Linked DNA regions of Homo sapiens: all the other regions are linked to region 1. A link is an interaction called in ENCODE POLR2A ChIA-PET data of the cell type or tissue named here. Cell type or tissue: OCI-LY7. All regions are shown on one strand.

Region 1 (2,500 bases):
TTTGCTCATTTTTCTATTGGATTATTCAGCTTTTATATACTGATCTTTTACAAATTAAGTCATTTGTCTGGTATGTGATACAATATTTTTTTCTCATTTTGTCAAGTACCTGTTTATTTAGTTTATGGTATTTTGGCCATGTAGAAGTTTTAATTTTATTTTTATTTATTGATTGATTGATTTTGAGACGGAATCTCGCTCTGTCACCCAGGCTGGAGTGCAATGGTGCAAATGATCTCAGCTCACTGCAACTTCTACCTCCCAGGTTCAAGCAATTCTCCTGCCTCAGCCTCCTGAGTAGCTGGGATTACAGGCGCGTGCCACCAAGCCCGGCTAATTTTTGTATTTTTAGTAGAGACAGGGTTTCACCAAGTTGGTCAGGCTGGTCTTGAACTCCTGACCTCGTCATCCGCCCGACTTGGCCTCCCGAAGTGCTGGGATTACAGGCCACCGCGCCCAGCAACTCTTAGTTTTATAGAGTCAAATTTATCAATAGAATATTTTATGGATTCTTGGTTTTATGCTTAAAGGGCATTTACCAAGCTTATGAAGTTTATAATTTTTATTTCCATGCTTTTATGGTTTCTTTTTTTACTTTTATAAACCATGCATTGAAATGTATTTATATCAAAATGTATTTATATCAAAATATCAAAAGAATGCAAAAAGGACTCAACTTTTTTTTTTTTTTTTTTTGAGACGGAGTCTTGCTCTGTCGCCCAGGCTGGAGTGCAGTGGCACCATCTCGGCTCACTGCAACCTCCGCCTCCCAAGTTCGAGCAATTCTCCTGCCTCAGCCTCCCAAGAAGTTGGGGTTACAGGCGCCCGCCAATATGCCCGGCTCATTTTTTTTTTTTTTTAAGTTTAGCAACTCAGGCCGGGCGGAGTGGCTCACACCTGTAATCTCAGCACTTTGGGAGGCAGGCGGATCACAAGGTCAGGAGTTCAAGACTAGCCTGGCCAACATGGTGAAACCCCATCTCTATTAACAGTACAAAAATTAGCCTGGCATGGTGGCTTGTGCCTGTAGTCCCAGCTACTCAAGAGGCTGAGGCAGGAGAATCGGCTGAACCCGGGAGGCGGAGGTTGCAGTGAGCCGTGATCTCGCCACTGCACTCCAGCCTGGACAACAGAGTGAGACTCTGTCTCAGAAAAACTTTAGCAACTCAGACCAGGCATGGTGGCTCATGCCTGTAATCCCAGCACCTTGGGAGGCCGAGGAGGGTGGATCACTTGAGGTCAGGTGTTCGAGACCAGCCTGGCCAATGTGGTGAAACCCCATCTCTACTAAAAATATAAAAAAATTAGCCAGGCGTGGTGATGCGTGCCTGTAGTTCCAGCTACTCAGCCATATGAGGCAGGAGAATCGCTTGAACTCTAGGGGGCGGAAGTTGCAGTGAGCCGATATCAGGCCACCGCACTTTAGCCTGGGCGACAGAGCGAGACTACATATCAAAAAAAAGAAAAAGTATTTAAAAGTTTAGCGACTGCCCTGCCATTTATGCAAAATTGAATTTCCCCCATGATTTGAAACACTACCTTTAGTGTGTTCGGTTCTATTTCTGCAATTTATTTCCTTAGTTTGTCTCACTAGCCAAACTTTTATATCATATGTTGATTAAATCATATTTTATCATATTTTGATAATTGATAAGGGGAGTACCTCTGTTCATAGTTCTTTTTCCAGAATTTGCTCCATTATGCTTACATTTTAATTTTTTCAGATGACCTTGAACATTATCATCAGGCCAAGTTCCAAAATATAAATAATTTTAGTATTTTGACTTGGAACTCATCATTTTTAGATCCTAATCCTCATATGGTCACAATCGTTATATGAGAAGAAACTAATGTTTGATTCCTGTTGTTTTTTTCCATCCTTCTGAACTAGCCCTTTGGCAGTTGTAAAGACTTCTCAAGGATAGGTATTAGGTTGATGGCCTTAAGTGTTATACAGCTTTTTTTCTTGTCTACTCTCCAAGCCTAAAGCTCAGAATGTTATGAAGAAAAGCCTGAACTATACTCTGATTGAGGGTCATGTTGATTATCATTTTGTATTCTCAAGGTCAGAATACTGTTGGAGAAACTACAGGAACTTTTTGCCCTTAACACTGCCCTAATGTCCCTGCAAAATAACCGAAATAAGGACAATCATAATAATGGTTAGCCAGTATTATTTGGTGTTTACCTTGTGCCAGGTAAAGCGCTTTCTTTACACGTGTTACTCATTTAATAATTACAGCAGCCCTATACTATGAGTACTATTGTCTCCATTTTACAGATTGGGGCACAGAGAATTTAAGTGGTTTTCTCAAGGTCCACAGCTGAGCCAGGATTTGAACACAGGTAGTGGGCTGCAGAGCCTGTGCCCTTAAGCACTGTGCTGTTTTAGATTAGGCTTTCAGAAAGACACCTTCACAAGAGTGTTTTAAGGCCCAGAAGATGTAAAACTGGTAGAGAAAGAAGTACAATGGTGTTATTTGAACTGCTTTAAGAAAGT
Region 2 (2,500 bases), 74 kb after region 1:
AATTACTGCTTTGTTGTTTTCTAGCTTGCTCTGTCTTTCTTCTCAAGCTCTGCAGGTAAGATTTAAGTGAAGCATCAGTGAACTAAATTTAGCGCCGTGGAGTTGTGAAGTAAGTGTTACTGGCAGAGCTGAATCATCATTCTTTGGACATTCTCCTACTCTTCACTAACTTAGCATTTTTTTTTTCAAAGCAGGTTCTGTTTTAAAAAAAATAAGCTAGATTTATTTGCATGATTCTTTGGAGAAAGAGCCTTATTTTAGGAGTGAATTGTACGTGGTAAAGAAAAGAAGGGAGAAATGGATGAAGGGGAAAGAGATGTGGGGTGATTAGTTATCTCAATATCCCTTCGACAATACCGTGATCCTTGTTTTCTCAGCCTGAGTTTTCATCTTGATAGGAAACTAGTACTTTATTTTTCTGTATCATAGTTAAATGGAATATATCTATAAATAGTTTTTTCCTTGATAGTGGTAGGAGACATTTCAAGAGCTTACTTTGCATTAACCTCACTAGTTTTCTTCTAGCTTTTATTTAAGTGTTAAGATTTTAACTTTTCAGTCAAGGCAGAAGAGTCACAGGTTTAAGATGTTCATTTTAGAGCTGTTGTCAATCTCTATGAACCCTTATTGACTGCTTTAGTTTTAAAATGTATGTATTTCAGTAGTATAATATAATTTTTCCCAACTCTCATCTCAACCCCTTGCATCTGTTCTCAGCTAATAAAGTATGTAGAGACTTCTCTCCCCACTCCACAAATCAGGAGACTTCCTTCCAGTGAAAGTTTTCTTGAAAATTAAACCCCAATAAATAAAACAAAAACATAGCTGTTCTGGTTGAAGTATGTGAAGGGGATCTGGAGGCCCTCTGGTCCTTCCCCCTTCACTTAGTGCTACCAGAATTAAACCCCAATAAATAAAACAAAAACTTAGCTGTTCTGGTTGAAGTATATGAAGGGGATCTGGAGGCCCTCTGGTCCTTCCACCTCCACTTAGTGCTACCAGGGCACCTCTTTGAAATATTTAGGACTCTTTGGAGTAATTTGAAAACCACTGATCCAGAGACTTTTAGAATTGCATATTTTTAGAGCTAAAAATACCTTTTAAGTCTTTGAATCCAAGTTTCCCAAATATGCCTGATCCTAACCATCCTATGGAATGCTTGTTAAAAATTAGATTTCTGAAATTTACTTCAGACCAAGTTGTCTCAGAATCTGTGCTAACAACTGCCCCAAGTGGTGATTAAAATTAGTCAAGTATAGGAAACATCCTGCTCCTTTTGGCAGCGGAGGAAACAGCTGCAATGAACTAAGTTTCTTAGGCGGGGTTGTCTAGTTTTAGTTTTTTTAAAGAAATTATGTCTTACTGACTTAAATACTGAACTGAGTAGTCAGTCACGAATTAAATCTTTGATTATTCCAGCCCAGTAGAAGCTGAAAGGAGAAATCCTTAGCTAGTAAGAATGAACTTTAAGCCTCAAGGAAGGAATGAAACAGTAAACTTGAAAAAGGCTGGTACTGATTTAGTATTAGCATGAAATATAAGCAGATGAGGATTAGCAGATGAGGAGAAGTTAAATAGCTTTTCAAACTTTGCGTGAATGACCTCTCTGAGGATGGCTTCCTCTCTGAGTTCATTCAGAATTTCCACGATATCATTCTTTTTAGAAGCTGAAAACTACCTTCAACACTGACAAAAAAAACCAACCCAATAATGGCAACAATGGAAAAATAAAAACAAATTTAATTATACCACTGTTTTCTGCATTCTTCTAATGAGAAAAAATAACTTCCATTACTTAGCTGTTTGACTCTGCTTTCATCTACATTTTTCTCACATGTGCTTTATATATAGTGTCTAAACATTGCTCTTGTGATTGGTCATCATGACTAATTTTACACTGAACAGTGAAGTGAGAAAAATACATCAGCTCCAGAAGGGGATGCTACTGATGATTTGGAAGTAGAATAGGTTAGAGCATAATGTGTATGACCATTTATTGAGGCAATCTGCAAATATTTATTGATTACCTATATGAGACAGACCCTAGCTAGGTACTGGGAATATACTGAGAATATACTGGTCTATATATACTGGCCTCTACATATAGCATGTAAACCAGTAGAAATGTCATTTATACTTTTAATCTATAGAATTGCCTTATTATAGTGACCGAATGCTATTCTGCTTTTGATGGTGATGTGTTACCCTAACACTGATTAAAGAAAACAATACTGAAACAAAAATATCCATATTCTCTTAAAATGGGCTTGTCCAAACTATAAAATTGAATATCACATTTACCTTTAGGATTAAGATATAACCCCACTGGAAAACTTTTCCTTGCCTTCTAATACCAGATTTTAAAATTATTTTCAAAATAACTCTAATATTATGCTTTAATTGGTTTCTTTTCACCTGCCAGTAGCTATTCTTGTGAAAGAAGTCTAAATCCTTCATGTAGTCTTGGTTTACAGTTGTTCTCTTTTTTCTGCTTAATGGT
Region 3 (2,500 bases), 1.8 Mb after region 1:
AAATTTCTTTTTTTATCTATGCCTTTACTCTTCTATTTCTCATTTTGTATTAATGAAAGTGTCTAATCACAGTAAAACCAAATTCTTGCGCTCACTATAAAGATTAGCCTGATAGCTTTCTAAAGTAATAGATTATTCTCCTAACCAGACAATTCATTTTAGTGGTCATGAAATTCACTGTCAGATTATGACAGGAATTTTTTTTTAAAATCTTACTTTTAAGTTTGAAACAGTCAATTCTTAATTATATTCCGTACTCAAAGGATAATATGTATGCTTAATCCTGAAACATTCTTAACTCTGAAATTTGTTTTTGTATTTATGATTAGAAATAAGTAGCTGATATATTGGAAAACCATAATAGTTAAATTAGGAAATAATAATTTACATATTCTCTTCTAAGAAATACACACAAAGAGCATTTGTAGCTGCCATGTCTTGCTTCTGGTATCAATACATGTGCTTTCATGCATTATGGAGACAGTATCATCTCTAGCACTCAAAGCTTTGGCCTAGAGCAGAGTTACAGACTCATTCCTCTTGGCTTCAAAATGTTCTTACCCTCACTAGAACTCTGAGACCAGAGGAAATCAAAGATTCTGATATTTTTGAAGCCTCTTCTAGCATTTGCCAGATAATAAACAAAGATTCAAATTTTCAGTTGAAAAGCTATCCATAAGATTTAAAGACAAAACTTACCTTAAATAAAGTACAATAAGAATATTGAATTAATAATAGAGTATGCTGTGTTTCTAAGAGCAATACTTAAAAATTTCCACCTTTCACACAGAGCAACCAGTATTAAGAACAAAGAAAACATTCATCTTGAAACAAGAAAAGGAGATGGTAAACATAAAAGGAAATATATGTCAGTTCAAACCTATGTTTCTTTCATTTTTACCTATGAAGTGACTTTGGGAATTAGTACTTCTATGCTGCCAGTACATTTGTAGAAAGTTATTTTTCTTTAATTAAAAAACATGCTTAATTTAGTAACCAAGTATTTTAGACAGAGATCATCAAGTACAGGTGATATGAAAGCCTTATCATGGATTTTTAGCTTTTATAATAAACCACAAATTTATGTACAACTTTTGGCCTTTAATTAATAGATTATACCTAGTCTAACAACTATCATCAGTAGTTCAACAAAAGCATAATGAATTCAAATTTATCCAACACTGATTTGTATCTAACACTGAAATAATCCGTTTTCAGAACTACAACCAATCCTTGAGTTACGACATTGTCACAGATTCCTATTGTAAAATAAGTTTTGGCAAAAAAAAAAAGTAACTAACATGCTTCTTAGTTCACAACCTAATAAAGTCAGCAAACAGACAGCTAAAACAAATAAAATAGGCTCAGGAATCACTACCATGTGTATAATTACTTGATTTTAAAAAGATGTTTCCTCAGCGTTTACATTTCTATTACTTTGCCTTTGCATAGATGATTAAAAAGTGAACATGCTCAATGGAATAATTTAGACTAAATTCCTAAACATAACCTTAGTTATCCACCTTCACATAAAAAACAAGTTAAAAACTGGAACGTTAATTGGTCAAACACTGCAAGAAACAGTTCGGTCAAGATAAGAGCTAGCCTAGACAAACAATCTAATCTACAAGAGAACTGGTGGAACATACCTGTTTTATTTTCTCTAGTCTTTCTTGCTTTAACTTTTCTTTTTCCTTTTCCAGCTTCTTATTTTTGACCAGAATAGTAGGTTTACTTTCAGGAGTTTTCTTGTTGAGGACTTTAGCCATAGCATCTGCCCAGCCCATATTAGTCCCAACACTTGATTCTCCATCATTTTCATTTTCTTTGTCACAGGGCTCAGCATCACCCTCACTGTCAGCTTCTATTGCGTCATCATCAGAATAAAAGTGGTCCTTTTCCGATCCACAGCTTCCTATAGAACCAAAGAGTAAAGGCAAATTAAACTTTAATATCCTAGGCAGAGGCTGCCAAGGCCCCCCGAACCCTTCCTGGAGCTCTGCCTGTCCCCATTTTTGCAAGGGGGGTACTTTTCTGAGTCCCACAGCTACAGTAATGATGAAGAGCAATAGGACCATCTATCCCATTGCCATCAGCTCCCAGAGACCTCGCCCAGCCACATATACAGGGGATGTCACAGCAGCTTCCAAACCCAGGACCCAGGCAGCAGAAACAAATCCAACAGCCTCTGCCACGTCCTTATTGTCAAAATGGTGACAGATGTTGGCATGGAGTTGGTGCAAGGTATATTCAAGTACACAAACCTTAATTGTGTCACTAAACTAATGGAAGGGGCTAATGAAGGTTATTAAAACAAATAACAGAAAACTTTAATAAGAAAAAGGTACAGTATTATCAGAATAAATCTTCTAAGGGATTTGTCCCAGATATTTAAAATTCTGAATTTGTATGCAGAAAAAAAGCCTAAAACTAAAAATCAGCCTCATGTAAAAGAATTTGCATATAACATTAGAAAATTGGGCATTTTAACATTTTTGGA

Evidence for each region. ChIA-PET counts read pairs that join two places held together with the same protein. Peaks named below come from ENCODE experiments on the same cell type or tissue, not always from the same donor. Only the 100,000 strongest peaks of a DNase experiment are listed, where the experiment ranks them.
Region 2: POLR2A ChIA-PET joins it to region 1 with 7 read pairs; 7 of 35 experiments call an interaction of 5 or more read pairs at or near these places.
Region 3: POLR2A ChIA-PET joins it to region 1 with 6 read pairs; 2 of 35 experiments call an interaction of 5 or more read pairs at or near these places.

Annotation. Positions count from the first base shown.
Region 1 is chr1:220,085,243-220,087,742 of GRCh38, reverse strand. The region is part of intron 1 of BPNT1 (3'(2'), 5'-bisphosphate nucleotidase 1); the gene reads left to right. Among named protein-coding and RNA genes, the nearest start is that of BPNT1, 3.3 kb to the left of the region's middle. RefSeq lists an enhancer at 1,187-1,306. In OCI-LY7, CTCF peaks have their summits at 1,187 and 1,393 (motif pointing right); DNase peaks (open chromatin) are centred at 902 and 1,382; H3K4me3 peaks cover 2,500 bases; H3K27ac peaks cover 2,500 bases.
Region 2 is chr1:220,011,205-220,013,704 of GRCh38, reverse strand. All of the region lies in intron 12 of EPRS1 (glutamyl-prolyl-tRNA synthetase 1), which reads left to right. Among named protein-coding and RNA genes, the nearest start is that of EPRS1, 34 kb to the left of the region's middle. In OCI-LY7, a CTCF peak has its summit at 1,216; a DNase peak (open chromatin) is centred at 1,254.
Region 3 is chr1:218,301,709-218,304,208 of GRCh38, reverse strand. RRP15 (ribosomal RNA processing 15 homolog) reads right to left here. Exons shown (of 5, transcript NM_016052.4): 2 at 1,650-1,915. Among named protein-coding and RNA genes, the nearest start is that of RRP15, 18 kb to the right of the region's middle. In OCI-LY7, no CTCF peak of the experiment used is centred here; no DNase peak of the experiment used is centred here.